Linked DNA regions of Homo sapiens: regions 1 and 2 are each linked to region 3. Evidence: chromatin loops called from intact Hi-C (ENCODE). Cell type or tissue: heart right ventricle. All regions are shown on one strand. Each heading gives the region's core, and the rest is flanking DNA. Links, peaks and the distances in the headings are about the cores only.

Evidence for each region. Peaks named below come from ENCODE experiments on the same cell type or tissue, not always from the same donor. Only the 100,000 strongest peaks of a DNase experiment are listed, where the experiment ranks them.
Region 1: it touches region 3 in a loop (13-fold over the local background); 92 of 110 quality-filtered maps call a loop at or near these places.
Region 2: a loop joins it to region 3, with 7 times the contacts of the local background. A loop is called at or near these places in 36 of 110 quality-filtered maps.

The regions. Positions count from the first base shown.
Region 1 is chr6:46,621,296-46,632,424 of GRCh38, reverse strand. It overlaps CYP39A1 (cytochrome P450 family 39 subfamily A member 1), which reads left to right. Exons shown (of 12, transcript NM_016593.5): 6 at 1,355-1,462; 7 at 6,917-7,007. Among named protein-coding and RNA genes, the nearest start is that of CYP39A1, 26 kb to the left of the region's middle. In heart right ventricle, for the core only: a CTCF peak has its summit at 5,933; no DNase peak of the experiment used is centred there; H3K27ac peaks cover 529 bases.
Region 2 is chr6:46,778,963-46,786,830 of GRCh38, reverse strand. No RefSeq gene overlaps it. Among named protein-coding and RNA genes, the nearest start is that of MEP1A, 10 kb to the left of the region's middle. In heart right ventricle, for the core only: CTCF peaks have their summits at 4,966 and 5,166 (motif pointing right); a DNase peak (open chromatin) is centred at 5,185.
Region 3 is chr6:46,413,782-46,424,910 of GRCh38, reverse strand. The region is part of intron 2 of RCAN2 (regulator of calcineurin 2); the gene reads left to right. Among named protein-coding and RNA genes, the nearest start is that of RCAN2, 72 kb to the left of the region's middle. In heart right ventricle, for the core only: a CTCF peak has its summit at 5,177 (motif pointing left); a DNase peak (open chromatin) is centred at 5,160; H3K27ac peaks cover 3,227 bases.

The sequences.
Region 1 (11,129 bases), core at 3,424-8,423, 210 kb before region 3:
TCATGCTTGAATGTGTGATTTAGAAAAGAAAGAAAAGAAAACTCTACAAAAACCACAAACCTGCACAAAGACCATCACAGCCTACACAATAATACTTCTACAGGAACACCTATCTAGCACCTGGCCTGTCCAATATTGTTATTGATCTTTGTAGACAAGAATAATGATTGCACAACAATTATGTAATCCTTCTCATTTTTTCCTTTAAAAATTGTTGTCTTCCTTTAACTCTCTGAATACGCACATAGTTTACTATTGCATGCATTTTCCCATTGCCATGCTCTATTCTCAAGTAAACATCTTTTCTTAAAAATAAAAAAAAAAGATAGTAGTATCTGCATCTTGGAGTTATAGTGAGGAGTGAAATGGGTTAAATACTTGCAATACACTTAAAACAGTACTTGCCCTTAGCAAGCAGTGAGTTGATATTAGCTCCCATTATTTCTATCACCTAGACATAAGTTATTTAAGATTAAAAGTAGATGAGTAACTTAATGAAAATGTTACAGTGTCTGAATTTTTTCCCATGATGGAGAGCCGTCACTGGCAAAGACAAATCTGGGGAAACCGCCCGATGAAGAAAATACTTTAGTGGGATTTGTTTGGTGACTTGAGAACAACATGTCTTGAGATGGGTAGCCTTGGATGGGGCCCTGCCCTGAGCTGTCACTGTTCAAGTCAAATGTCCGTTCTCTGTATGGTTTTAGAGTATTGTGGTATTTGTAATATTCTGGCTTGGCAGTTCTGTCTCCCATGGTGAATGGGCTGAGAATCTGTATGGTGGATGGGGGTGTAGTTTTCTCCTGAATGCACCAGAGATGTGTGTTTCTCTATTGCTTGCATTTTGCTAAGAGCAGAGGTTTATAAGACAGGGATTCCAGAGCAGTGTGGAGGGCAGAGATAATAACACACAATTTGCCAATTCAGTTTGGTAAAGTAGAGATCCAAAGTGCATTTTACCCTCTGAAAGGTTTTATTTTAAGCACTTTTTAGGTACTAACTCATTTAATTCTCACAACAATCCTACGAGGTAGGTACCATATTATGAACATTTTATGGATGAGGACACAGAGGCACAGAGAGATTAAAGTAGCTTGTTCAAGGTCATCCAGCTCTTAAATAGCTGAGCCAGGATTTGAACAAATGCAGTGAGGCGGTCAAGCTCCAGAATCCCTACTCCTAATTACTATACTACAGTAAGGACATAAATCCCTTCACATGCCTCAAACTGCAAAACCTGGGAATGGCAGAAATGATATCTTTCATATTAAAGAAAAAGGCATGATCTCTTGTTTATTAACATCGATATTTGTCACATAGCCATGGTTTGGCAATGTTTATTTCTTTTAAACAGACATTATTGCAAGCTACGCTGGATATTGTAGAGACGGAAACAAGTAAGGAAAACTCACCCAATTATGGGCTCTTACTGCTTTGGGCTTCTCTGTCTAATGCTGTTCCTGTAAGTATATTAGTAAAGTATGAGTTACGTTGCTCTCCACTGTCCTTTCATCTTTTTTTCCTTCATTTCTGTCTTCCATTCTTTTTTCCACTCATCACTCATTATGGAAAAGAAAAAAACTACAGTGGATTTGGTTGTGAGATAAAAACCAAAACTGAATGCCTAATGAAATCTGATTAGGTTACAAAGGAGACGAAACAGATCTCAAGCAAATTCTGTCCTCTGAAAGGCAGTGTGTAACAGGATGAGGGAAAAGCTTGCCCTTTGGGGCCAGTTGTAGACAACATCTGTTTATGGAACACTTTTTGTATGTCTACCAATGTGCTCAGTATTGGTATTGAAAAGATGAATAGGGATTGGCCACATGCTTTTATTGGAAAGAGTAAGTAAATGGATAGTTTCAGGTAACTTGGGCTTGGATCCAGACATCCCAATTTGTAGTTGTAGACTGTCATGGTGGTAATTTAAATTTTCTGTGCCTCCATTTCCTAATAAGAGATAATGTACTATTTTACCTAATAAGGGTAAAAAAAGGGATAATGTATGTGAACCTCCCACTGTGGTCTTAGAACTTGGGTGCTCAATAAATGGTAATTCTCATTTCTCTACAAAGTTGTTATGAGGATTTAATAAGATAAGCCTAGCTGGTATCAATGAATATTAGCTCTTTCTCTCCATTTGTACCCATTCTCCTTCTGTGTGCCATTCCTGTTTGCATTGCTTAGCATTATGGTCCTACAAGCTTCCGCATGAATGGTGCTGGTGAAATTGGAACTTTCAACACTTCTAAAGAGAGGCAAGACTTAAAAAACTGTTTTTTGTGGGTTTTTTTGTTGTTGTTGTTGTTTTGTTTTGTTTTGTTTTTTTGAGATGGTGTCTCATTCTATCACCCAGGCTGGAGTGCAATGGCGTGATCTCGGCTCACTGCAACCTCTGCTTCCCGGGTTCAAGCGATTCCCCTGCCTCAGCCTCCTGAGCAGCTGGGATTACATGCGTGAGCTACTGGGCCCGGCTAAAAAACTGTTTCTTTTAAAATCTGTCTTGCATTAGATTAGAGCCATGAGATTTGTCTGTCACGTCATGTTCAGTGCCAACAGTTTCCTGGGCCAGGAGGTTCTCACATTAGCCTAAGATGCTACTTATATTATCTGAAATTAAAGGGTAACTTTTTAAATATACTTGTTTTCTACTAAACAGGAGGATTTAACCTATCCATGATGATATGTGTGGGCATTTTTCTTCCTTTTTCTTCTAACAGATAGAAATTAGGAAGATGTTTTAAGTATTATTTATTTAGCCTTACTTTTATAAAGGCCTAGGTTGTTAAAGGCTTTCTCAGTCATGATATTCTAGTTTCCCTTAACTTGTTGAAAAATTTACTGCATAAAGAGAAGGGATAGAAATTCTGGCCTCTTTTCTCAAAGGTATGTTAGCCAGTGGAATATACATTTCATCTGATATGGTCAAGTAAAAGTAGTCTAAACCCTTCCCCTTCTTTATGTACCTATAATATTCTTCTCTGGTTTTTCCTTAAATAATATTCTTGGAAACTGATTAAGCTATAGCAAAATTGAGAAACAAACATCAAAACAACTCTCAAAGTAGCAACAAAACAGGCACTCCTGTCAAAGAATTATTTTTCAATATCTTGTTAGAAACATCCCCCGGAAGAAAGACACACAAAGCCCCATTGATCTGACACAGGGGAAGTCGGTTCTTTGGAATTTGTTCTTGGCGCTGGTCTGAAAGGATTTAAATCATTCATTTCAGAAAGAAAGTGTCTGATGATTAGAGAATATTCCATCTCACTGGCTCTTGTTGGCACCTCCAAGAGGCAGCCTGGTGAGCAGGCAGAGATCCTGGAGAGGCTTTAGAGTCAGATCCAAAGCCAATTGCCAGCACTGGGTAACAGTGGGCCAATTGTTTAACCTGCCCAAGCCTCAGTGCCCTTATCTGTAAAATGGGATTAATGCTATACCTACCTTAAAGGGTTGTTGTAAGGATTATTTTGGTAAGAAATAGATTGTGGCTAATAGCACCTGGTTCAGCATAGGTCTTCAATAAATGCTAGTTTTCTTCCCTTACAAAAATTATCTCCCTAGTTTCAGTCAATCATTATTTTCAATGGCCCGTTAATACTGAACATAGGCTTCCAAATATTTGATGGCTCAAAGGCCCCAGAGTGGGAATATCCACTGCTATTCTGCTTTAGTGACCTTTATTGCTGCTGAGAATACCAGAAGCCCTACCAGAGGTGTAGGTGGTGGGGCCTGTCTTTTCCTGGAGCCCAGAGTATATCTATATCTCCTCTCTCCTACTTTGTACTCTGCCTCAAGGCCCATAGGACTCAGAGCTCAGGCTTCAGATGGGTTAGGCACTGGGTCACTAGGAGGCTCCATTGTGGCCCAAGATATTAACTATAATTTATGAAATTATTTTTATGGGAAAACCATTTCTAAGTTCCAAGAAATTTCTGACTGCCAAATGATTTTTTTAGAAGATTTCTCCAAACCAATCACAAAGCTGACATTTTACCTTTTTTATCTGCTGCATCTCTTACATTCTTTCTAAATACTTTCAGTAGCAATTGCTACCCCATCCCACTCTCAACTCCCACAGTATTTATTTTTTGTAACATGTGTTTGCTCTCTCACTGTCTTGTACATTTCGTTCATTTTTCTCCAATATGTATTCATATGCCCAACTAAATGTGAAAATACTTTGGACAGGAATTATCTCCCAACATATTTGTGTTTACCATGATCGGTAGAAGACTCTCTGGCATGGTATGAAGACTCCATCAAAATCTCTTTTTGAATAGATAAATCAGTACCAAAGAACACACTCAATTCATCTTCTCTTTGACACAGCAAAGATACAGAGTTTTCCTCCTTGCCCTTTCTCTCATTTGTTCTTACCTCTCCAAAACAATGGAATGACATTATGGTGGCTGCTTCTGCAGTTCAGTGAGCTGAGTGGCCCTTCTTCTTCTTGCCCATCTCTGACCTTGGACTTGAACTGTTTTACAAAATACTAATTGGTACTGTTGGGAGCAGTTTTCAACCCCTTTCCCAAATGTGGGTGCACAAAGACCTCAAAGTCACTTATTCTTGCTTATTGATGTAGTAATACATATAAACTTTTATTAACTATTTTATATGCCTTTTTATCTTTTAAAAATACTTTGGCTTTTTTAAAAATAGAAAAAATTTTAAAAACTGTAATCTGTTAAGGAAAAAGGAGACATTAAAAAAAAGTGGCTCACGCCTGTAATACCAGCACTTCGGGAGGCTGAGGCGGGCGGATCACAAGGTCAGGAGATCGAGATCATCCTAGCTAACACGGTGAAACCCTGTCTCTACTAAAAATACAAAAAATTAGCCATGCGTGGTGGCAGGTGTTTGTAGTCCCAGCTACTCGGAAGGCTGAGGCAGAAGAATGGTGTGAACCCAGGAGGCGGAGCTTGCAGTGAGCCGAGATTGCGCCACTGCACTCCAGCCTAGGCAACAGAGCGAGACTCTGTCTCAAAAAAAAAAAAAATAAATAAATAAAAGTAACAGCCATTTGTAGTTTAGCTAAATTGCTTATGTTTGTCATTTAAAAAGTAGTATCCAATTTTATTGAATCTCTAAAGCTATATTTAGGCACATACAACTATGAACATCCGTTTTGCGTAACTGAAAATCTAAGTAATATGGCTTGGCTCTGTGTACCCACCCGCATCTCATCTTGAATTGTAATCCCCACATGTAAAGGGAGGGACCTGGTGGGAGGTGATTGGATAATGGGGACAGTTTTCCCCAGGCTGTCCTTGTGATAGTGAGTGAGTTCTCATAATATCTGATGCTTTAAAAGTGTTTGGCCATTTTCCCCACCCCCTTCTTCTGCCACCGTGTAAGATGTGCCTTGCTTCCCATTTGCCTTCTGCCATGATTGTAAGTTTCCTGAGGCCTCCCCACCCATGCAGAACTGTGAGTCAGTTGAACCTCTTTTGTTTATAAATTACCCAGTCTCAGGGAATTCTTTATAAAGAAGTGTGAAAACAGACTAATACATTATGTCTTATCACTATTTTTTTCCCCAACATGAACTCTGACTCTTCAAGTAAGATGAAGTGAGTATGGAGTAGTTATTAATTGAATTCAGTAATTTAGCACTTTTATCTGTAGTTAATAGTAGAAAGGGGGCCTGAGTAGAGACAGGACAAGATAGTTCTCTGAGCATCTGTTTCATCATCTGTAAAAATGAACTAGAAAATCTCTAGGATAAATCTTTCTTAATCTGGATAACACTCCTGAAAGAAAGCCTCTAAATTGAGGACCCTTGGTTCCCCTATTCACATCGTTTATGTAAACAGTACCATATTTATCCTTGCACTATCAATTTAAAGTTAGAAAGGGAAAAATAATGAACAGTATTGAATTTGGCTTATTTGAGCACTTCTTTTCGGACAATTGCTCTTCCTCTTTTGACCACAGAGGGGAGTATTGGTATTATTTAAAGGTACATAATGTTACCTCACAAAAGAGACAGACTAAATTTAGTCAAAATATTGCATGAATCATTTCAGGACCAATTCTCCTAGATGAAATCTCTTTCATAATAAATGTATTTAGAAAAAAATGAAAGTGAAACCCACACTTCTTTGGATGATTTTATACAGGTTTTCTTTATTACGTAACCTAAGAATAGAAGCAAAACTATTTACCTGAGGAGGAAGTTAATTTTTAAGATGTAAAGCAGTATGATTTTATCTTGTAATACCACAACGAGGAAAGATATGAAATAAGTTTGAGTGGCCAAGAGAGAAAATGTGCAAATATACTATATTCAATAGCATTCAAGTGTGAAAGGACTCAAAAATTTTTTTTCTTTTATTTACTAATTCAGAGCCAAAAAAAGCCAAAAAAAAGGACTTTGTTTTTGACATTGAGTACTCTCATAATTTAGTTTACGGGATGGTTTCCTGCTGCATTTTCCTGGGCTTATTTAAAACTACTGTGTTTCAGTTGCAGAATATAAAATGTGCTAATTCACTTGTATTCTAAGGAAATTAAATCTTAAGAAATGTTTTTGTTTTGGATTAATATTCTTAAGTGTCATAACTAGTTGCTTCTGAAAATTTAATATATGCCTATATAATATTTTGTGTTACTCATTAGTAAAAATAACAACTTTTCTCATTTTTAGTGAAGATAGATGTTTAATCTATTTAAATTATATAGTTAAATTATAGTGACAAAATAAAAATTTAAATCTGGCTTCTTGGAGATATATTACATATCTCTTATTAATAATATCTAGTTGTTTTCAAAATATGCTTTCTACTAATGTGCTCTTAAGGTTAATTTAAACATCATCCTTTTTAAAAAATATATGTATGGCTAATACTAAATATGCTTTTGTTCACCTTCAAAGAAGTTCATATTTTTGATATATGTTTTTCTTTTTAAGGTTGCATTTTGGACACTTGCATACGTCCTTTCTCATCCTGATATCCACAAGGCCATTATGGAAGGCATATCTTCTGTGTTTGGCAAAGCAGGTACTAAACCTTATTATATAGGAAGACACAGCTAATAATGCATGTTTGTCACACATTATTGGCAAAGCTAAATACCTATAATTTTATAAAAATTCAACATAATCCAAAATTCAACATAATTTGTTATATATCAGGATATAAATTGATCAGGTAGAATCCTAGAGTTTAATTACTGTCAAGCATATTTTTGTGCAACTCCTTCATTTTCCAAATGATGAAATCAGTGCTATAGAGATTGTGATTTGCCTAATTTCCTTACTTAAATATATATACACCTGTTTGTTCTTCTAATGTCTTGGATCCTCACCTCAATTGAATGAATGTCCACAGTTTTCAAGTTCAGGATTTTTCAGATTTTATAAAAGTAATAAGGGTATATTCCATATATTACATAAGAGCCCTAATAGGACTGTAGAGGTCAGGTAAGGCTTGCTACCAAAGGATTATTAAAAGACAACAAACAAAAAACAAGTAAACAAAAAGAAATAAAAAAACCCTTATGGTTGTTAGAAATTTGAGGATTTAGGAGCTGCAAATAGGGATTGTTGCCTTGAACTCTTTAGTTCAGATGTCAGCTGTTTATTTATCATCTCTTTTAAAAAGCAAATACAAGCTTGAATAGAGAGTACTCAACTACTTGTTTATTCAGCATAATTTGACCAATCTGGGGAGTTGACTTTTTTAAACTTCTTAATATGTCGTATTATGTATCCTGATATAAAAAGAATAAGAAATGATAGGGTTTTCTTGGAAGAAAACAATATAATATTAGGGCAAAAGGTATGATGCCAGTTAATGGTTTTCCCTCTCCCTTCCATGATTACTGAAAATATTTTATTTAAAGTTTTTTTTTTTGGATTGCTTCTTATGGAGTTAAACCAAAAAGTAAACTGGCTTGGCAACCATGAATATCTAAGTAATATTGTCTGAGCCTTGAGTATGCGTCAGCAGATGCTGGACCTTATAGAAATGGTGAGCATCATTATCATTGAATGCCAACAATGCTAACAGGTTAGATTCTGGAAAGACACTGGTGAATATAAGAGAAGACAACTGGCCTTTGTGCAGCTTGCATCTACAAAACAAATAGAAAGGCACATGCCCACATGTCTACAAATGGAAAAAGGCAATGCACTCTTGATTGTCACATATTCTCCTTTATCATTTCCTTACTAGAGTCTTTTCCTGACTTAGGGTACTCCAAATTTGTGGCTTTAGGAAATAAAAGAGTAGAGAGGGGATGATGGGGATAACGTGGGGGGTCCTCTCTGACCCAAAGGCCACAACAGAAGTGTAACATTAATCTAAATTTCTACAAGGCTTGATTCTAGAACTCTTGAACCCAGTTCTAGTGGAGAAAGATTAAAACCTTTTTGCTTTTTCTATGTTATTGTTTATTTTTAAAACCCATTGTTCTCTTCTGACACAAAAAATGCTCCTTCGAATAGTACTACCACTGCAACAGCTACATTATATGGATGCTTTCAGTCTATAAGACACTACTGCAGAATTGAAAACTATTTATGAAAGACATCAAACTTTTTTTTTAACCATACTTATACAGAAGCTATTCAATAATCCATACATAAGATCTAGTAGCAGCTCAGGAATTTAAATGTTGTGAGAGGAGTCCACAGATCTTTGGAAGCTGATATCAAGGAAGATATCCATGTGTCCATACAAAGGATTCTGTCAAGGAAGGAACATTTAAGTACATTCGATTAGTCAGGATTCTCCAGAGAAATGGAACCAATTAGGATGTAAATAGATACATAGATAAAGAGAGAGAGAAAACTCAAAAGACATTTATTATAAAAAATTGGCTGACCTGACTATGGAGGCTGAGGAGTCCCATGATGTGCTGTTGATGCAGGCTCTCAGTGGATTGGATGGTGCACACTTACATTAGGGAGGGAAGCCTACTTTACTGAGCCCACGAATTCAAATACTCATCTGTCATCCAGAAACACCCTCACAGACACACCCAGAATAATGGTTAAACTGAATACCCCATGGCCAGTCAAGTTAACATATAGAATTAACCATCATCTAGGCATCATCTAATCTGTTGAGTTTTGTTTCTCTGGAGAACCCTGAGTAAATTTACCCACCCACATATAGGAGGGCAGTCTGCCCTACTCAGTCTACTGATTGAAATGCTAATATCAACTAGTAATACCCTCACAGACACACCCAGAAATAATGTTTAGTCAAATATCTGGGCACCCCCGATCCAGTCAAGTTACATGTACAAATTATCATCACAGGCATGGAACAGGAATCTGACTCAGCACAGCAGTTTTTCTGTTCTATGCTCTTGTCTCCCGCAAGATCACCATTTCCTTCTTGGGAAAGTCTTTTATGAATTTCCAATGCTGTATCTCTGTGGCTTCAACACTCACTTCTAGGCACTTTGCCCAACTTTCTTATAAAACAAATCTCAGGGTAAAAACTACTATTGAATACTTGCGAAAGGAAAGGGTCAGACTCATACCACTTTTCTAAAGGCAGTTAGTTCTTGAACTATCTTGATAGCTGCCTTTCAGCCTACTCTTGTGTTCTCTATTTGTTTACTTTAAAATGAAAGCTTTTTGGGGCTCCTTTGTGAAGATGCTTGCTTAGCCCCAATTATTTTGGGTGGTGCTTTTCATTATTCTACTTCCTCTAACTAATCCTGTACACCTTCTATCTAAGTCTTTATTATCTAAGTCTTTATTATCTTCCTAAGTCTTCATTATCTGCTTCTTCCTTTTCTTGTTTTACAGCTGTGTTTTTATTTTTTAATTGCACACTTTTTAATTTACTTTTTAGCAACAGGGTCTCACTTTGTCACCTGGAGTACAGTGGAATGATCATAGCTCACTACAGCCTCGAGCTCCTGGGCTCAAGTGATCCTCCTGCCACAGCCTCCTGAGTAGCTAGGACCACAAGTGTGTGCCAGCATATTGGGCTTCATTTTTTTTAATGGGACATTGGGGCAGAGGAAGGTAGAAGTGCGTTCTCAGGTTGTCATCTTGAGCTATAAGTTTGTGTGCATGTAACATGCATCAACTTATAAATAAAATTATATATATATAATCATAGATAATTAACATACCATAAAATTTATCCTTTCAAAGTGTGAAATGTAGTAGTTTTTAGTATATTTATAAGATTGCAACCATCAACACTGTCTAGTCCCAGAACATTTTTATCACCTTCAAAATAAATCCCATACCCATTAGGAGTCACTTTCTGTTTCCTTCTATTTCTAGCTTCTGACGACCATTAATTTACTTATTGTCCTGACACATTTGCCTTTTGTGGACAGTCCATATAAATGGAAACATATGATATGTGGTCCTTTGTGTCTGGCTCCTTTCGTCTAGTGTACAGTTTTATATTATAATGTTTTACATTAATTGATTTTCAGGTCTTGAAGCATCCATGCATTTCTGGAATAAATCCTGCTTAATCCTCATGTATAATTTTCTTTATATGTTGCTAGATTCAGTTTGCTAGTATTTTTTGAAGTATTTTTTTTGAAGAATCTATGTTAATAAGGAATATTGACTTATAATTTTCTTTTCTTAAAATAACTTTGTCTGGTTTTGGTATCAAGATAATTCTGGCTTTAGAGAGTGTATTTCTTCCTCTTCTAATTTTTGAAAGAGGTTATGAAAGATTGATATTATTTCTTCTTTAAACATATGGTAGAATTCACCAATGAAGTGATCTGGTCCTAAGATTTTCTTTTTGAGAAGTTTTTTGATTAATTCAGTCTTTCTACTTGTTACTGGTCTATTTAGATTATCTATTTCTTCTTGAGTCAGTTTTATACTTTATGTCTTTTTAGGACTATGTCCATTTCATCTAGATTATCTAATTTGTTGGTATAAAATTTTTCATAGTGTTCCACACAATCCATTTTATTTCTGTAAGGGCACTGGAAAACCAAATATTTCATTCCTGATTTTAGTTTGGGTCCTGTTTTACCTTCTGGGTCATTGTAGCTACATATTTGTCAATTTTGTTTTCAAAGAACTCACTTTTTAATTTTGTTTATTTTAACTTGATTTTATTTTTCCTAGTGATTTTTGTATTTAATTTAATTTTGTTCTAATCTTTACAATTTCTCTATTT
Region 2 (7,868 bases), core at 2,782-7,781, 360 kb before region 3:
GTACCCACCAGCGTTTTAGTAGATCCCAAAGTAAAGGTGGGTCAACAGGTAAACAGATGAACAAGCTGTGATATATTCATATATTCCAATAAAATTCTACTAGAATAAAATACACAACAGAATACTGTCACCATGGAGTACTACTCAGCAATAAAAATAATTGAGCTACAAATACAGCTAACAGCATGGATACATCTCAGAAAGTGTTATACTAAGAGGCCATATGGTGTGTGATTTCACTAACATAAAATACAAGAAAAGGTGAAGCTATAATAATAGAATCCAGATCAGTGGTTGCCAGTGGCCAAAGGTTGGGAGTGGAAGGAGATTTGACTACAAAGACAAGAGGAAACTTTGGGGGTGATGGAAATGTTCTATATCTCGATTGTGTTGGTGGTTACACATCGTAAAAGTTTGTCATAACTCATGGAATTGTATATTTAAAATTGACAAGTTTTCTTGTATGTAAGTTACACCTTAATAAAGTTGACTTTACAAAAAATTAGGGACCCTGGGAGCCATATCCCACCTCTTCCACTGACACACCAGGTGACATTGGGTGAAACACTGAATCTGTGTTTTTGTTTCTTCTTTTCTTAACATGGGCTAATGAGACCTTGTCTGCCTCTCTTATTACTAGGTCAAGAGAATTTCAAATGTGCAAGTAAAAGGCTTTGCAATGTATTAGATGCTATGTAAATATTTAACTTCATCGTTATTGTTCCCTCACTGAGGACTATGCTTTCATGATTCTCAGAGGTTGAGTTGATTTATTTTGATGGATTTCGTAACAGTTTGGTTTTGATCTCCTTGTAAGAAGGGCAGCTTTGGAGGCTGAGCCCGGGCTTTGTGGTTCCGGGTCAGCACGTTTTAGGGAAGACCCAACACTTGGCTCTGGATTTAGCCCATCAAGTGGCTGAGCAGATGGGAACAAGATCTTTGGAAGCTTTTTACCAATAACCACACACCCCTAAATAATCAACAAGTCCATGTCCCCTGTGTGACTGGATGAGAAACCAATGCTGAGGGTGATCCGTGCAGAATCTGCTCATGGAACAACATGAGCAACTGATGGTTAGCTTTGTGGTTAGAAACTTCCTTGATTCTCATCCAAGGATTTATCTCCTTACTGCTGGCTGTTTTCCTGAAGAAGCAAAAATGTGTTCTCCATTCTGAAAGCAATTCTTCTCCCACCAATTTTTATTTATTTTTTTGTTTTAGAGCTCAATATGCCACTGATTTCAAAACTGTTCACACTGTAAAGAAACATGAGTAGCACAGATAAATCCATCTTGACATATCCAGTCAGTATTTGATCAGGTCACCAACATGCACTTGGGCCCATATTGGATGCTAAGAGGGAAACTAAGAAGAATATTGCACTTTCCTTGTTCTCAAGGCCTTTAAATTTAATTTTTCCTGAAAGTGCAGTCCCTTCATTTACTGAGTCAGTGGCAAAAAAAAATGCTATGACATTAAAACATGTCCATTATGAAATTAAATCCTTCTTTAAAAATATAAAAAGAAGAAAAGAAAAATCACTATAAGTGCCACTGTTGACTTATGCTCTGATTCCTTCCAGTTTTTTATTATTTATATAGACATATTTTATAATAATATAAAATTTATCCACTTACATTTTGACCATTAGGGCTTTCAAAGAGTCATTGAGTTGGAGTGTCACCCATTTTTCCTAAATTACCCTCCTCAGGAGCATTCATCAGTGCTCAATTCTTCCCCAACAGATGTTGACCAAGGCAGAACCCCACTGAAAATACTGTGGGTCTCCAGATGTCTCAGCTTTTTAAAAAGTAATGCTTATTAAGTTATTTTATATTTACAATTAATAGTTAATACAAGAAAATTGGAAGAAAAAAACACTAGGAAAATGCTAACTTTAATCTCAAAGTAACCACTGTCAGCATCTCAGGGTGTGTCCTAGATTATTCCTCCGTGCCTATTTTTCTTTGTAAAAATACTGGTGACATTGGACTTACAGCCTGGCTTCTAAATATTTCTGCATGTCCACAGATATTCTTTAACAGCATGCTTTTCAGTAGTGACCTATAATTTCATTAAATGGATATGCTGACTAAGCAAGCCTGTGCTATGAAATGTAGAGGTTACTTCCAGTTGATTTTGCTTGTCACAGGCAATGCTACAGGAAATATCCTTGCATTTGCAATCTTAAGTTATTGCCTTAGAACAAATTCCAAGAAGGGGAATTGCTGAGTTAAATATATTTAGTTGTTTTTTTAAAAAAAATAAAGGAAGAAAATATAATTACATAACATCCCCAATTTCCCCACTCTCTGAAAGCACCTTAAAGAAAGGTGAAGGCAATTTGAGCTCCTTCAGCCAAAGATCCTAAGAATTCAGGAATTAACTCCTCAAGAGGGAAACAAAGTAATAATACTATGATTTGGTGGCTTACAAAAGGCAACACAAAAATGAGGAATATTAGGACCAATAAAGTGGAGAAAGCAATTTCCACTCTTCCATTCTTTGATAGATGCTGTGTTACATGTAATAACACGTTTAGCAAGAATGGCAAAATATGTTTCCTCTAGTAGACCCTTCAAATGGAATGATAGTTTTAAATACAATAGACATGACATGTCTCTTAAGGGGCAAAGGAAGTCAACTTCTGTTATCTGTATTCTACAACCAGAAAAGAGTCAGGTATTTAACACCATTATATTACTTAATCTTCACTGAGGCTCTTTGACATTTGTTAGGGACTGAATGTTTATGTCCACCCATCCTCCCAAAATTCATATGTTGGAGTCCTAACCCTAGTGTGGCTATATTTGGAGATGGAGCCTCTAAGGAAATAATCAAAGTTAAGTAAGGTCAAAAAGGTGGGTCCATGATCAGGCAGAATATGTCCTTAAAAGAAGAGATAACAGGCCAGGTATGGTGGCTCACGCCTGTAATCCCAGCACTTTGGGAGGCCAAGGCAGGTGGATCATGAGGTCAGGAGATCGAGACCATCCTGGCCAACATGGTGAAACCTGGTTTCTTCTAAAAATACAAAAATTAGCTAGGCGTGGTGGTGCGTGACTGTAGTCCCAGCTACTAGGGAGACTGAGGCAGGAGAATGGCTTGAACCCAGGAGGGGGAGGTTGCAATGAGCTGAGATCCAGCCTGGGCAACAGAGCAAGACTTCGTCTTAAAAAAAAAAAAAAAGCCCTCACTAAAAACCAAATTTGCCAACACCCTGATCTTGGATGTCTTGGCCTCTAAACCTGTAAGAAAATACAATTTCTGATGTTTCAGCCACTCAGCCTGTCATATGTTGTTATGGCAGTCTGAGAAGTCTAATACAACATGGATATTATCATCATCTACATTATAGATGAGAAAACTTCAAGTGAGGAAGGCTAACAATATACAGCAGGTCATACAGTAAGGATCTGACAGTTTTTGAACTCACCTCTGTCTGAGGCCACAGCCCGTGGTCTATCTGCTTTATCTTCTTGACTCTACAAGAAGGAAAAAAGTTGGTGACTGACTACCTTTCAGGTGTGATTTGAGACACTCTAGTCAACTGTTCTAGGTCCTAAGACATGTTCATTATTATCTGCCTCCATTCCTGAAATTCCACCATTAAAGAATCTGTGCCCAATGTTCCAAGGTTTACTCTCTTTCTGGAACTTTTCTCTGAAATTCTGAAACCTCCCAAAAAGAATAATATTTTAAACCAAGGAATCTGACATATAGTCCCCTCCCCAAATGTATAGCTCACCTGTACATTACAAAGGTAATATTTTCAGAATATTACCTTTGTCTAATAATCTAGACAGTAAATAAGGAGAACAACCAGGCCTACCCAGTTGCCCATCATTGCAATTATGTTGCAAAAAAAATGTCAAGCAAGAAGGCTAAAATAAAAAAGTAATCATAATTAAAACTAAATGCAATTATTATATAATTTAGAGCTACTTAATTCTATTATAATTACATCTTAAAATTGGGGTATTTTGAAGGTTTACTGACAAAAAAATGACAGAGAAGAATAAAGCCTCCATTATACCCTTGATTTTTTTTTGTTTCTGTTTTTGTTTTTTCGAGTCTTATCAACACGTGCAAGCCAACCAGGCAAGAACTTTCTCTAATTCCTTTGCTGTCAGTTAAATATTCTTGCAGATACACTCTCACATATCCTCCACTTCCAATACATGCAAGGTTTCAGATTATGTGACCCACTCCTCCTAAAGAAAATGTAGACAACAAGCTAATAACTTTTTTGGCTACAATTTATTCATTCAAGCCTGTTCTTGCTCTCATATTTCCTACGTCAATTGCCATCCACTTAGTTGCTCCAAATCAGAAATTTTGGAGCCATTCTTGCCTCTTCCTTTCACGGCAACCAGTTTCAGCAGGTTCTGTGGATTCACCCTCATCAAAACTCTCTAAACCATCTGTTTACGGTCTTCCTGATACCCACACCTCATCGTAGGTCAAGGTCAGCATCATCACCCCCCTTCCATCAGGGCATCAGCCTTATCATTAGCCTCCTCCACCAATGACTCTTATTCAAGAATGTCTAAGGGATGAAGAACCATAAGGTATTATTAAAAGTATTAATTTTTAAAATTAATTAAATTTATTAAATTAAAATTTATTAAATTAATTTTAATAAAAATAAATTAAAATTTATTAAATTAATTTTAATTAAATTTATTAAATTAATTTTAATTAAATTTATTAAATTAATTTTAATTAAATTTATTAAATTAAAATTAAAAATTAATTTTAAAAGTATTTTAAAAGGTATTATTGAAATATTTGCCATACTATATATTTCTCTTGAGGCATATCTCTTCAGGATCTTTTATGCACACTCACCGTGTTAATGCTATTCTCATGAAAGATCTTACATTCTTAGCAGGATCTCAGATTGTTGATGTTTTATAATTTGAGGATAAGTCACTTAATTTCTTTGAAATGTGTTTGCTTTATCCGTCAAATGATGTTACACCTTGGTGATGTAGTTCTCAAATTCTAAGGCTCTCGGTTGTCTTGAGTAAACTTATCTACTAAGATATTATTTGCTTTTCTAATTTATTTCTAAGGGTTCAGTGCATACATTGGTGAATGAATGCTGCTGTGCTTAGACTGTTTAATCCTTTTTGATGCAAGTCTGCTCCTCTTTGGTATTAAGTGTTCCACAAGAGGGCGCCCACTTTCTGGCAAATTGGATATTATATCCATAGGCTTCAAATTTTAGGGAAATCCCCGAGGGCAATTTAAACAGCAGTTTAAACTTGTAACCTATTTAAATAGTAAATATAACTTGCTTAAATATTTCAAAAGATAATTGTTAGTTAAATTTATTTAAGTTTTTAAAGAGTATCTCTACAAATGGGGTGAACTGGTGATTTTTCAATGATATTGAAATGATGAAAGACGTCAAATTTATATGAAGACATACTTGGGGTTCTATTAGACTTTCTAGAGAACCTTCATTTTCTTAACTTCCTACTTAATAGGCATGCTTCCTAATTACATCTGAATGGTCTACCTCAGAGGGTTTTATGGAGGTTGATTTAAAGTACATGAAAATGATTTGAAACATTATCTAAATATAGGCTATTGTTTTTAGGCACGAGTTTATTGCTAAAAATCAGGACTCAGGTTTTGTCTTAATTATCTTAATCATCATTACATATTTATAGCGGGAAAAGTTAAAACAAAATTATAAAAGTTTCAGTTTTTCATCTTGAAATGTCTCTACTTGAAATTCCTATCAAATAGATGAAAGATAACCATGTAAATAGCATGTCTGCACTCAACAGCATCAAACTTTTTATGCTACATGGTGGCTTTATCAAAATAAAGCCACTGAGTCAGACATTTTCAATAAAAAATAATTTGGGGTAGAATTCTTCACAAAAACAATAAAGCACTCTGGAGAGCAAATAAGCAGTTTCGAGGAAAGATTCTGCTACCCATTGAGAAAATTTGATTCAAGGGTCCACATTTATAAACTTTAGGCAAATTATAATGGAGTCTGATGATGGAGAGGATGGTGATGGTGAAGGGAGTGGGGCAAAGTTGATGGGAATAAAGGAAGGGAAATGAATGAAGTTGGGAGATTGGTAGGGGATGAGGAAGGAGGAACAAACTGATAGTCAAAGGGACCCTGCAGGCAGGAAGACATTAGGTCAGGACAACAAACACAAGACAGCAGCTTCCAGCCTCACTGGAAACTCAAACTTGCATTTGAGTCCTTTGAGAAGGACTCAAAACATCACATAAAAGGCAAAGCAGCCACCCAGGAGGCTAGCCAGGGCATCAAAAGATGTGAGAAATGACATCTATATATGAGGTTATAAAGTTAGTAGGAAGAGTATACGTTTCTCTTTCAGTATGGGTTTGAGTGACTTTGAGAAAGTTAATGTTTCTGAGCTTCCATCTCTTCAACTTTTTTTTCTAATCTATTTTATTTTCATTTACTATTATTATTTTTATTATTTCAATAGTTTTTGGGGAACAGGTGGTATTTTGTTATATGGATAAGTTCTCTAGCAGTGATTTCTGAGATTTCAGTGCACCCATCATGCAAGCAGTGTACACTGAACCCAACGTGTAGTGTTTTATCCCTCACCCCCTCCCATCCTTCCTCCTAGAGTCTATTATATCTTTTTTTTTTTTTTTTTTTGATGAAATCTCGCTCTGTCTCCAGGCTGGAGTGCAGGGGCGCCATCTCGGCTCACTGCAACCTCTGCCTCCGAGGTTCAAGCGATTCTCCTGCCTCAGCCTCCCGAGTAGCTGGGACTATAGGCACGCATCACCACGCCCAGCTAATTTTTGTATTTTTAGTAGAGACAGGGTTTCACCATGTTGGCCAGGATGGTCTTGATCTCCTGACCTCGTGATTCTCCCGCCTTGGCCTCCCAAAGTGCTGGGATTACAGGCATGAGCCACCGCGCCTGGCCCATTATATCATTCGTATGCCTTTGTGTCCTCATAACTTAGCTCCCACTTATTACTGAGAACATTTGATGTTTGGTTTTCCATTCCTGAGTTATTACACTTAGAATAATGGTCTCCAATTCCATCCAAGTTGATGTGAGTGCCATTACTTTGTTCCTTTTTATGGCTGAGTAGTATTCCATGGGATATATACATATATACATATATATACACACATATATACATATATACACATACATATATATACATATATACATATATACGCATATATACATATATATACGCATATATACATATATACATATATATACGCATATATACATATATACACATATACACATATATACATATATACATATATACATATATACACATATATACATATATACATATATACATATATACACATATATACATATATACATATATACATATATACACATATATACACATATATACATATATACACATATACACATATATACATATATACATATATACATATATATACACATATATACATATATACATATACACACACTTGTTATATATACTTGTTCCATATTTTAGTAATTGTGAATTGTGCTGCTATAAACATGTGTGTGCAAGTGTCTTTTTCTTATAATGACTTTTCCTCTGGGTAGATATGCAGCAGTGTCAATGGTAGATCTACCTTTAGTTCTTTAAGGAATCTCCACACCGTTTTACGTAGTGGTTGTACTAGTTTACATTCCCACCAGTAGTGGAGAAGAGTTCCCTTTTCACCACATCCATGTCAACATCTATTATTTTTTTCATTTTTTAAGTATGGTCATACTTTCAGAAGTAAGGTGGTATCACACTGTGGTTTTGATTTGCATTACCCTGATAATTAGCGTGTTGAGCATTCTTTCAAGTCTGTTGGCCATTTGTATATCTTCTTTTGA
Region 3 (11,129 bases), core at 3,174-8,173:
TTATAACAGTATCTAGCACGCCCCCAATATGCATTTGTTTAAATTTGAAAGCATTGATTAAAATCTAAGACATTGAAATATTTAACTGTTTACTATGTGCTAACCTTGTTATATATATTATCTATAGTATTCCCAGAATCCCTGGGTGGAAGATACATTATCTCCATTCTGTTTAAGGAAGTGAAGTAACTTGTCCCAGGTCACACAGTCTGTCAGGGGCAGCCTAAGGACTCACACATTGCCGCCTCTGCTCCATTGGCTCCTTGAGGCCAGATAAGTAGGGGTGTGTGGCAGATATCACAGATCTAAGGAGTTCGGTATAGAGGGGTCAACTCATTTGGAAGAAAACAACAGTGCATTCTAGGGATAGGTGCAGACAAGCAGAATCTGATGCAAAGGAAGTCAGGGTCAGAGAAGAAGAACTGGAGGATGGGTTGGTAAACTGAGTCCATGACAAAGGCAGGTCACTTTCTGGCTTGTTTTATGCCCTTTGCTTCAGAGGCAGGACACCCTAGTGATTAAGATGGGAGGATTGGAGTTTGTCTGCTGGGATTTGAGTCCCAGTTCTACTTGCTTGCTGTGTAATGTCTGGTTAGTTGCTTAAGCTTTCTGTGCTTCAGTTTTCTCATGTGTAACATGAATGTGATGATAATATTCCCACTTACCTTGTGGGATTGTTTTGAAATTAAGTGAATTGATAATATTTGGATAGTCCTTAAAATGGTGCCATGCTCTTACTAAGTTCTATATAAGTCTATGTAAGTACGAGCAGTTATTTTATTGGAAATTGTCAGGGGCTCATGAAACTTCCTTGTAAGTAAAAGGGATGAACCAGGTTTCAGTGGAGTCAGAGGCAGGGCTGCTGGGATGGTGGTACAGAGTGGTTAGCTCGCAGGTTCGAGAACCACACTTTTGCCACACTTATTGGCTGCGTGTTCTTGGGTTAGTTACCTAACCCTTTTGTGCTTTAGCTTCCTTCTATGTAAAATAGAGAAGACAAGAGGGCTGATGTGATTGAATTATGTGAAGTAGTAAGTTAATGAATATAGACTGTTTAGAGAAGTACCTGGACCGTGGTATGTGGTATACTCAATGTAGTTCTTACTGCATCATCAGATTATGCCTTCAGTGATTGGAAAAGGAAGTTCAGTCTAATCTCAGAAATCAAAGATGTGGCAAAAATTGTAACTATCTAAGACAATAGGATTTAAAATGTGATAATCAGATCACAATAAAAACAATGAGATAATAAGGTACCCATAATTAAATTACAAAATGTATAAGGAAACAGGTTAATGATTTATACAAGTAGATTTAAAAAATGTCTATCGAAGGTGAAACCCTGAGTATTGACTTCAGAGAGGAAGGGTCAGTATTCTCGAGCTAATAAGTCCATATTATACCAAGGAAGAGGAAAGAGCTCACCAGAGTTGTGGATAAGAATCAACCTTCAAGAAGGAGGAGAAATAGCTTGGTCTCATCTTGTCTCTTTTCTGTTCTCTCTTGCTTTTTTCTTTGTTCTATCCTCTACAATATTGAAAAGTGTAAAATACAAACACTATAGGATTGGCCATCTAGAGTCCTGGGTTTTAGACTTGGTCTGGTCTGCTATAATCAACAGTGTGATCTTAGACAAGCCACTTGGCCTCCTGGGACCCCAGTCTCCTCATTTGGAAATAAGAAGGCAAATTATCTTAAGAGTCCTTTCTTAGGCTGATTCTTGGAATCACCTAAACAATCCACAAATACTAGGACTTCCTGGAATAAAATTAGGAATCCAGATGGTCTAATACTAATGCTTAGACCCACTCCTTCACCAAGGCACTAGATACCCCAAATGAAACACCTGGACCTCCCCAGGAACCAAGGTCCTCTGGATCCTCTGGCCTGACAGTCACAGGAGGATGGTCTGAGATAAGTCTGTCTGGTCCTAAAGTAATGCATACTTGACAAGAAGTTGGTTATCTTGACATAGCATTACTCCTTGTGAAAAATGCCCTTGAGAGCTTTGTTTATTCTCTTCACCTCCTCATCAGTAGTACTGTGCTAACATTTCTGTTATTCATCATGTTTTAAAATTAGCTTCTTAATCCTCTTAATATTTTCAACTTCTCTGCCTTGAGATAGGCACCCAGCCTGAACTTGGTTTTCTGCAGCCTTTGTACAGCATATAAATAACAAGAATGGATTGTTCCCATAGCCTTGGCTTCTTCACTAAATTAACTACATTTACTCATTACTCTTATTTTTGTTCTTGGTGGAATAGACCTAAATTTTCTCAACTAAATTTGGCTTTGAAATTCTATGGTATGTTCTTTATCTCCATTCACTTTGATGTTGGTAGCTTTTTAAATCTGTTTGGAACATGTCTTCCTTCGTTTTTAAAAGCATCCCTTTTCTATGAGGCTTTGGCTTATTTTCTTTTTCTTTTACTAGCTTCTCTTTCTTCTCTACTCCCTGTCTTAGTCCATTTGTGTTACTATAAAGGAATACCTGAGGTTGGATAATTGATAAAGAAAAGAGGTTTATTTGTTGTTCTGCAGGCTGTATAGGAAGCATGGTGCCAGCATCCACTTCTGGTGAGGGCTTCAGGCTGCTTCCACTCATGGCAGAAGAAGAAGGAATACAGGGATCACAAGGCTAGAAAGGAGGCCAGAGAGGGCTGGGCCGGGGAGGTGCCAGGCTCTTTTTTACAACCAGCTGGCAGGAGAACTCTCGCAGGAACTAACAGTGAGAACTCACTCATCCCCACCACCCAGGGAGGATATTAATCTATTAGTGAGGGATCCTCCCTCATGACCCCAACACCTCCCATTAAGCCCCACCTCCAACACTGGGGATCAGATTTCAAATGAGATTTGGAAGAGTCAAACAAACCAAACTGCAGCACTCCCTAAGGCATCTATTCTTATGGTCCTATACGTAGCTCACTTCTTATTTCTAAATAATTATTTTCCTTGGAAATTATATTTACTAACAGTTTTCTATCTCCTTTAAGCAGATGATGTTTATGTTTTGATATTTATTTATTTTTATCAGCTGGTTACTTTCATCATTCATTAGCCATTTATTGAGTACCTATTATGAATTATGTACTGTGCTGGTACTAAGGATATAAAGATCAGTGACTTTCTCTACTTTTAATGAGTTCTAATGGAGTCTCATTGAAGTGACAGACACAGAGTTAGATAATGCCAACCCAATATAACATGCTAAACTAGGATGTTAAACAAACTGCTTTTGGAACCTGGAGAAGTGAGTAAATGACCTCTGAGGACTATCAAGGAAAGACTTCCTGGAAGAAAGGACATTGGCAGTGGGTATTAAAAGTTGAGTAGGAGTTTGTGAGTTGCGACATCTCCCAACTTCCTTCTGCTCTGTTCACTCTGATGTTTCACTGTCATCTTAAATTTAACATGTCAAAAGTCAAATTCTTTATCTTTCACCCTAAATTACTTCACTCACTTGAGTTTCCTATTACATTATTCTCTGAATCATCCTTTTGGCGTTTTTGTCTCTTTCCTCTCTGTTGTCCTGCTGTCAGCCACAAAGTCATCTGCGTGCTTTCTTCATTTTTTCATTCAGTTGTTCCCACTGCCCCAGACACTTCATACTCTGCCACCTCCTGTCTGGGTTATTACAGTGGACTCCAGCTGATTAATCTGCCTAAGTTTACTTTCCCCATTTAATCTGTTTTGTACATCATTGCCCATTGCTCTTTTTTTGGATATCAGTTTGATTCTGTCACTCATCTATTTAGAAATAATGGCAAACTGGCACTTGCTCAATGCTGGGATGGTTTGTGAAGTAATTTTAAAAAATGTTATCTCATTTCATTATCAAAACAACTTTGTGAAATAAATACTGGAACTTACTGAATATCCTCTAAATTTAGAATTCAGTAGTCTATGAGCTCCTGTAACCAGGGATGACATCATGTTCATCTCAGCCTCCTTAGTGCCTAGCACAGTGCTGATTCATAAATGATGTTAAAAACACATTATGGATTCACTCCTGCCTAGTGTCTGTGCATCTTTATGTGCCCAGTTAAAAATAGTTGATCAGGCTGGGTGCAGTGGCTCATGTCTGTAATCCCAGCTGTTTGGGGGGCCGAGGAGGGCAGATTACCTGAGGTCAAGAGTTCGAGACCAGCCTGGCCAACATGATAAAACCCCATCTCTACTAAAAGTACAAAAAAAAGTAGCCGGGCCTGATGGTGGGTACCTGTAATCCCAGCTACTTGGGAGGCTGAGGCAGGAGAATCACTTGAACCCAGGAGGGGAGGTTGCAGTGAGCCGAGATTGCACCATTGCACTCCAGCCTGGGAGACAGAGTGAGACACCATCTCAAAAAAAAAAAAAAAAAAGTTAATCAGAAGACATTGAAATGACATTATAAAAAATAACAGGACAGTTTTGCCAATATTTCCAGTGCTGATTCCACACCCTGCTCAGCAGTCAGAGAATCACTTCTTCATGCTGTGATTACTGCTGTTGCTGAACCGCTCTTGAGCCTGAAGATTCCTGATGGATTCTTAACAGTCAGTGCTATATAGATACAGAACCACTCCTTGCAAATAGCTCCCCTTAATGATGCAACCAAGACTCTTGCACACGGTAGTCTGTATTATTCTTAAAATCAGACTCAATTTAATTGTCTTGCATGGATTTTAGTGATACGATGATAACTAAAACATTTGTTTAAATGCTCTAGTCTTTCAGGTTTTGTTTTTTTTTTTAATGTGAGGGTTGTATGGCTTATAATCTGTACTCTGTTTATCTGCCTGTCTTAACTCCTAACTTCATAGGAAAACTGGTTGTAGAAGGGATAATATTAAATATACTTAAAAATATTAATGAAGTAAAATAATTTAAGTCTTGTCTGCGAGAATTTGAAATTTTAAATCTGACAACACAGTGAAAAGGATCTGTCTACTCTTGTCTGGCATGAACCAATTTGGGTAAAAAGACTACATGACTTTTTTGGTTGTTAATGTTTTTATGAAATCATAGAATATAATCTATACTGAATTTTGAAAGGCAGTTTGCCAACACGAAGAATAAATGAACCAGCAAACTATTTAGAAATGTGCTTGACTTATTTATGTTCTTTCTCAGCCAAAATGGTTTGAAGACGTGAGGCTTTCTTTCCAAGAGTCCCTGCTGCCATCTGCTGGTCTTCATTATTCAGCAGCCAACTTCTAAATGGAGTCTGGATGACATGGTTCCATGAGATATGATTTTCAGGGGAAAAATATTTTGTAATTTTATTATATTTTAAAAATAGAAGTAATACTAAATTGAGATTAAATAAACAAATAATCTGCTTAGAACAATTTATTTTTATAAAATCTTGGGCAAAAATTTAAAACAGGGTCCCAGGGAAAGTCATCTTTCTCATATTAACATGTACCTTCCGTGGATGAAATCAGGTGGTTTGAAGCTGTGATAGATTGGTTTTGAAGTGAAGCAAGCTCCAAACTCCGGTACTCTGTGTGTGGATGAGGAAGAAGTTGGAATATTGGGAGAAGAGCATACTAGGCCTTCTAAACCGGTGGTTCTCAAGCTCTAGCAGAATCAGAATCACTTGGAAGGCCTGTTTGAAAAAAGGTTGTTGGGCCTTATCTAGTGGTATACTATTAAATGCTTTACAACTGGCTTATTGGTTAAAAGGCCCTGATGTGTAGCATTTGCTGACTTCCATGGTGTAAATGCTCCCGCTGTGGCTGGTTTCAAACTTTCCACATGGCATCACTAAATGTAGGGTTGAGAAGAGATGTACTGTAGCTCACTATTACGTCGTATTTTCACCATATGCCTACAATATATGCACACGGCCTGAAGAGCACAGATTGTAGCCAAATTATGTTATTTTCTTTTTTCTTTTGGGCTTTTTTTTGCTATCTCGGCTCACTGCAGCCTCCGCTTCCCAAGTAGCTAGGACTACAGGTGTGTGCCGCCACGCCCAGCTAATTTTTATATTTTTAGTAGAGACGGGGTTTCACCATGTTGGCCAGGATGGTCTTGATCTCCTGACCTTGTGATCTGCCCACCTCGGCTTCCCAAAGTGCTGGGATTACAGTCATGAGCCACTGTGCCCGGCCAATCACATTATTTTCTAAAGAAGCATTGAATTTTGAGTATTTATTATTTCTGTCTTAATCCATTTACCTGCAACTGTATATATATATATATATATATATATATATATATATACACACACACATATTTTAGAGATGATTATATTTAACAATCAGCCGATAAAATTCCTGGAAATTTAAGCCACTCCCCCAGAGTGGATGGGAGCTGGCTCCTAGCACATGACTAGTTCCACCTGTAGAGTGTCTGGTGTGGGTCAGTGGGTCTGGGGACACTGAGACTGGTCAGACGAGAATGACAAAAAGATCCACGTAGTCATTAAAGGGTGGTTACAAGGCACTGATTGTAAGGAGGGGTGGGATATGAAATCCAAATTTTGTAAGGAATTGAGGACGTGGAGCAAGTTACTTTGATTCTGGATGGCGAAAAAGTGGCAGCTTTAATGATTAGAGGGCTGAATGAAGTGGAAGAATTTTTGGAAGGGTCAGAGAGGAATATTTGAAGTGTTTATTATTTCCGTTTTAATTGATTAACTTGCACATTTATATAACTTAGTTTTTAGTGATGGCTTTAGAGTTTTAAAGTGTTTGCTTTAAAAATTCAGGTTGTTTGTCTCTGACCTTATAATGGACGTTAGATACCTAAAGTATAAGATATTTTGTTAAGATAATGTTATATTACTATATTATCATAATTTTCCTTTCTTGAAGTTTAAATAAGGATAGTGATAATAATCTCATATATGATTAATGTCAAATGATGTACAAAACAAAGGTGGGATTTGTGAGAGAACATTGGCATTTGCACCAGACAGCTGGATTCAAGTTTCAGATTATTCATTTAATAGCTGTGTGACTCTTATCACAGTAAAAATAAATAAACAAATCTAAGCCTCAGTTTTCTCATCAGTGAAATAGATCTAATAGCTTCTGCAATTAAGTATTGCAAAAATTAATTGTGTGTGTAAATTACCTGGCACAGTGCCTGGCTCTTAGGAAATGGCAGCTTTATTTTTATTGTAGTAGCATTAGACCTGTCACACAAATACTTAAGACAGCGTTTTAGTTCGTTTCTCTGAAATACACTACCCCCAAATGAAATTGAATATGTTGGATTATGTCGATAAGATTATATATAAGGAATTAGAGAAAACTGGAACATCAGTGTTTTACCCCAGCTCCTGTATTGTTTGGGGAACAGACTTCAGAAAATGGCCAGAGGAGTAATGGCAACTGAATGATAGAGGGATTCTTTCCCTGCAGTTCTTGGTTATCATAAATGAAGAGTGTCCTGCTTTTTATCCAAATTGATATGTCCCTTTCTTGGTTTTTTAAAACTAAATTTTAATCTGAGTTCATTATCATAATCTTTCTTCATCAATTTGTTTCTCTTTATTGACTTTTTAATCAGGAGGCTTAGAAACAAATTATAGCTCTTAAAGAATAAATCTTACGTGAGAGCTCTTTGAGGTAAGATATGCACATCCAAACAACAGTGAGATATCATTTTTATCTCTCAAATATGTGAAGTGAATGAAGCTAACACTCAGTAGGGGAGAACATGTAGTGAATCCTTCATGAAGGATTGTAAATTGGTACCTTTCTGAAAAGCTGTTGGACAATACAGCAAGAGTCATAAAAATGCCCATGAATTTTGACATAGCATTTTCCATCTATGACACATGTATTCTCCATCTATGCATTTACTTGAAGGAAATAGTAAAGCAATATTGGACAAAGATTTAGGAACAAACATATTCATCACAGTGAAAATAGCAAAATAAGTATGGAAGAAATAAAGTCTAGCAATATGAGAATGGTTTAAAATGATGGCACATTTATGCAATGGTAAATGCTGTAAGATTGAATTTTTTGGACAAAAATTATAAAACTGAATGTTTTTTATAATCTCAGTTCTATAATAAGCACAGAAAAAATTTTGGAATATCTATCAAAACATTAACCATTGTTATCAGTATGGTAGAAAATCAGAGCAGGACACGGTGGCTCATGCCTGTAATCCCAGCCCTTTGGGAGGCCAAGGTGGGCGGATCGCTTGAGCCCAGGAGTTCGAGACCAGCCTGGGCAACATGATGAAACCCCATCTCTACAAAAAATAAAAACATTAGCTGGGGATGGTGGTACATGTCTGTAGTCCCAAGTCCTAGCCACTCGGAAGGCTGAGGTGGGAGGATTGCTTGAGCCTGGGAGGTTGAGGGAGCAGTGAGCCATGATTGTGCCACTATACTCCAGCATGGGTGACAGAGCGAGACACTATCTGAAAAAAAGAAAAGAAAGAAAAAGGCAATCAGACAACTTTCATTTTGTTCTTATTTAAAAAGCTATCTATTTTCCAATATTCTACAATAACAATGTTTATTTTTATATTAAAAATGAAACTTTAAAGGATGTTAAACTTATTGAGGAAGAAGGTACCATACTAGATCCTTCCACTTTTGACCCTCTTACTCTTTGCTTACAATAATTGAATTTCTGCCATTCCTTCATTATTGGAATTGCTTGCTTAGAGGTGATTGGTGCCTTAAGTGGTCAACTGCAAAGACCTCTTCTTAGCCCTTAGCTCACTTAATTTTTTACAAAATCTTACTTAATCGATTTATTCTTTATTCATATTAAATAACAGCTTTATTGAGAGATAATTCATATACAGTTATCCCTCAGTATCCATGGGTTCTGAATCCATAGATTGAATCAATTGTGATTTGAAAGTATTAAAAAATACTGTGTCTGTACTGAACATATGCAGACATTTTTCTTGTCGGTTATTACCTAAACAATACAGCATAACAACAATTTACATAGCATTTACATTGTACTAAGTATTATAAGTAATCTACAGTTGATTTAAATGATCCAAGAGTTTGTTAGTAGTTATATGCAAATATTACATCATTTTATATCACAGACTCAAGTATCCATGGATTTTAGTATTCATAGGAGATCCTGGAACAAATCTCTCACAGATATTGAGGAACGAGTGTATATGAAATTCATTATTTTGAAATGTACAATCATTGTTTTGTCCTTCACATGCTCATCTTTTTGAACTTCTATGACTGGGCATCACCCTAGTTTATTTATTAATTTTTTTTTAAAAGTCATTGGGTGCCACCTATGTGCTAGGTACTAGTTCCTCTCCTAACTCTCCTTTTTAGTCTTCTTTGCTAAATCCTCTTCCTCTGCCCAGCCCTCAAATATCAACATCCTCCAACTCTATTCTCCTGTTCCTCCATAGTTTGTTTATGCAAATGGTTCTCACTTCACCTTTGCTCAGGATATCTCCTGAATCTATTCACTCACATGTGCTACTGAGGCCTGAATGCTCACAGGTCTGGGACTATAGCTGAACTTAACACCCTGTGTCCCTGCATACAGCTTCATTCCTGTTTCCCCTTCTGTTTTCCTTATCTCATTTATGGTGTCACCGTCTTGCAAGCCAATCATTGTAGAAGTTTTAGAGACATGTTTGATTCAGACTGTCCATTCAATCCTCAAATCTTACTGATTTTAAGCGTCTTGATTCTATACCCTTAATCCGTTCCTACAGCTAGTGCCCTGGTTCCGCCGTCATCAGCTCAGTTCTGCTCATGTGGATAGTGCAGTGGTCTCTGGCATCCTGACTCTATCCTCCGCAGTTGCCAGGGTCACCTTCCTAATGGTAGCCATGGTTATATCATTCTTCTGCTCCAAAACCTTTCTACAGAATAAAGCTCAAACCCCTTGCCTCAGTAACCAAAGACATACATGATCTGGCCCCAGTCTACCTTTCCAGGACTATGTACCACTAGGGAGCCCTGTGATACCCATACAATCCAACCACATTAGAGAATTCACAATCCATAGGCACATTCTCTTCACTTCTCCATACAGTGCACTTATTTCCATTGTCCACTCCTCTTTCTTTACTAATTAAAATATGGGAAATTGTATTAGAGTTCTCAATAGAGAAACAGAACCAATAGGATGAATATATATATGTGTGCACATATATAGACAGATTTGTTTTAAGGAATTGGCTCATGAGATTGTAGAGGCTGGTAAGCCTGAAATCTGCAAGGGAAGCCAGCAGGCTTGAGACCTAGAGAAGAGCTGCAGTTCTAGTCCAGAGGCAGCCTGCTGGCAGAATTCCCTCTTTCTCCAGGGAAGTTAGTCTTTTCTCTATTAAGGCCTTCAACTGATTAGATGAGGTCCACCCACATATGGAGGGTAATATGCTTCACTCAAAGTCTACTGACTTAAATGTTAATCTCATCTAAAAATATGTTCACAAAAACACCCAGAATACTGTTTGACCAAATATCTAAGCACTGTGACCTAGCCAAGTTCGACACATAAGCTTAACCATCATAGCCATCTTTCAAGACTAGTTCAAATGACCCAACTTCTAAGAAGTCCTCTGTCATTTCTCTAACTACCTCTAACTTTCCCACCTTTGCACTCCCATAGCCATTGGTCTGAAAACTTTAAGCACTTACCACACTTTACAAGGCCTTTGCAATTTGTGTTTGTCTATCTCCCATTTACACTAATGGCAGCTATTGTTCCTCATTTATATTTGTATAATTCATGATATCTGCATAAGAGTCTATGCAAAATGGGCACTTATTAAATATATTTAGAATAGAAAATTAATTTTTAAAGTCCCATTTACAGAACCTCAGTCTCCTCACTGGCCAGCATATTGGCATTTTAATCTCTAATTTTGTCTCTAATGCACCATGTCCAGAGTCCCTACAGATTGGCCCATTACTCCCACCTCCTTGCTACCTTTCATATCTCTGCTAAATCTACACAAGCATTTAGTTACCTATTCTGAGAGCCGGGTGGCTGGGGGCCGTGGTCTTGCTATAAGAGCCAAACTAATAGAGAAGAAAACTCAAGGAGTGGTCACCAACCTTTGTCTTTGTCCCATTCCTGACTCCATCCCACCGACGATATTAGGTAGCACTTCTCTCATTCAAGGAAGCCTCATCTTTCAATCTGTCAGGGGTCGGTTTCCCCAGTTCAGTAA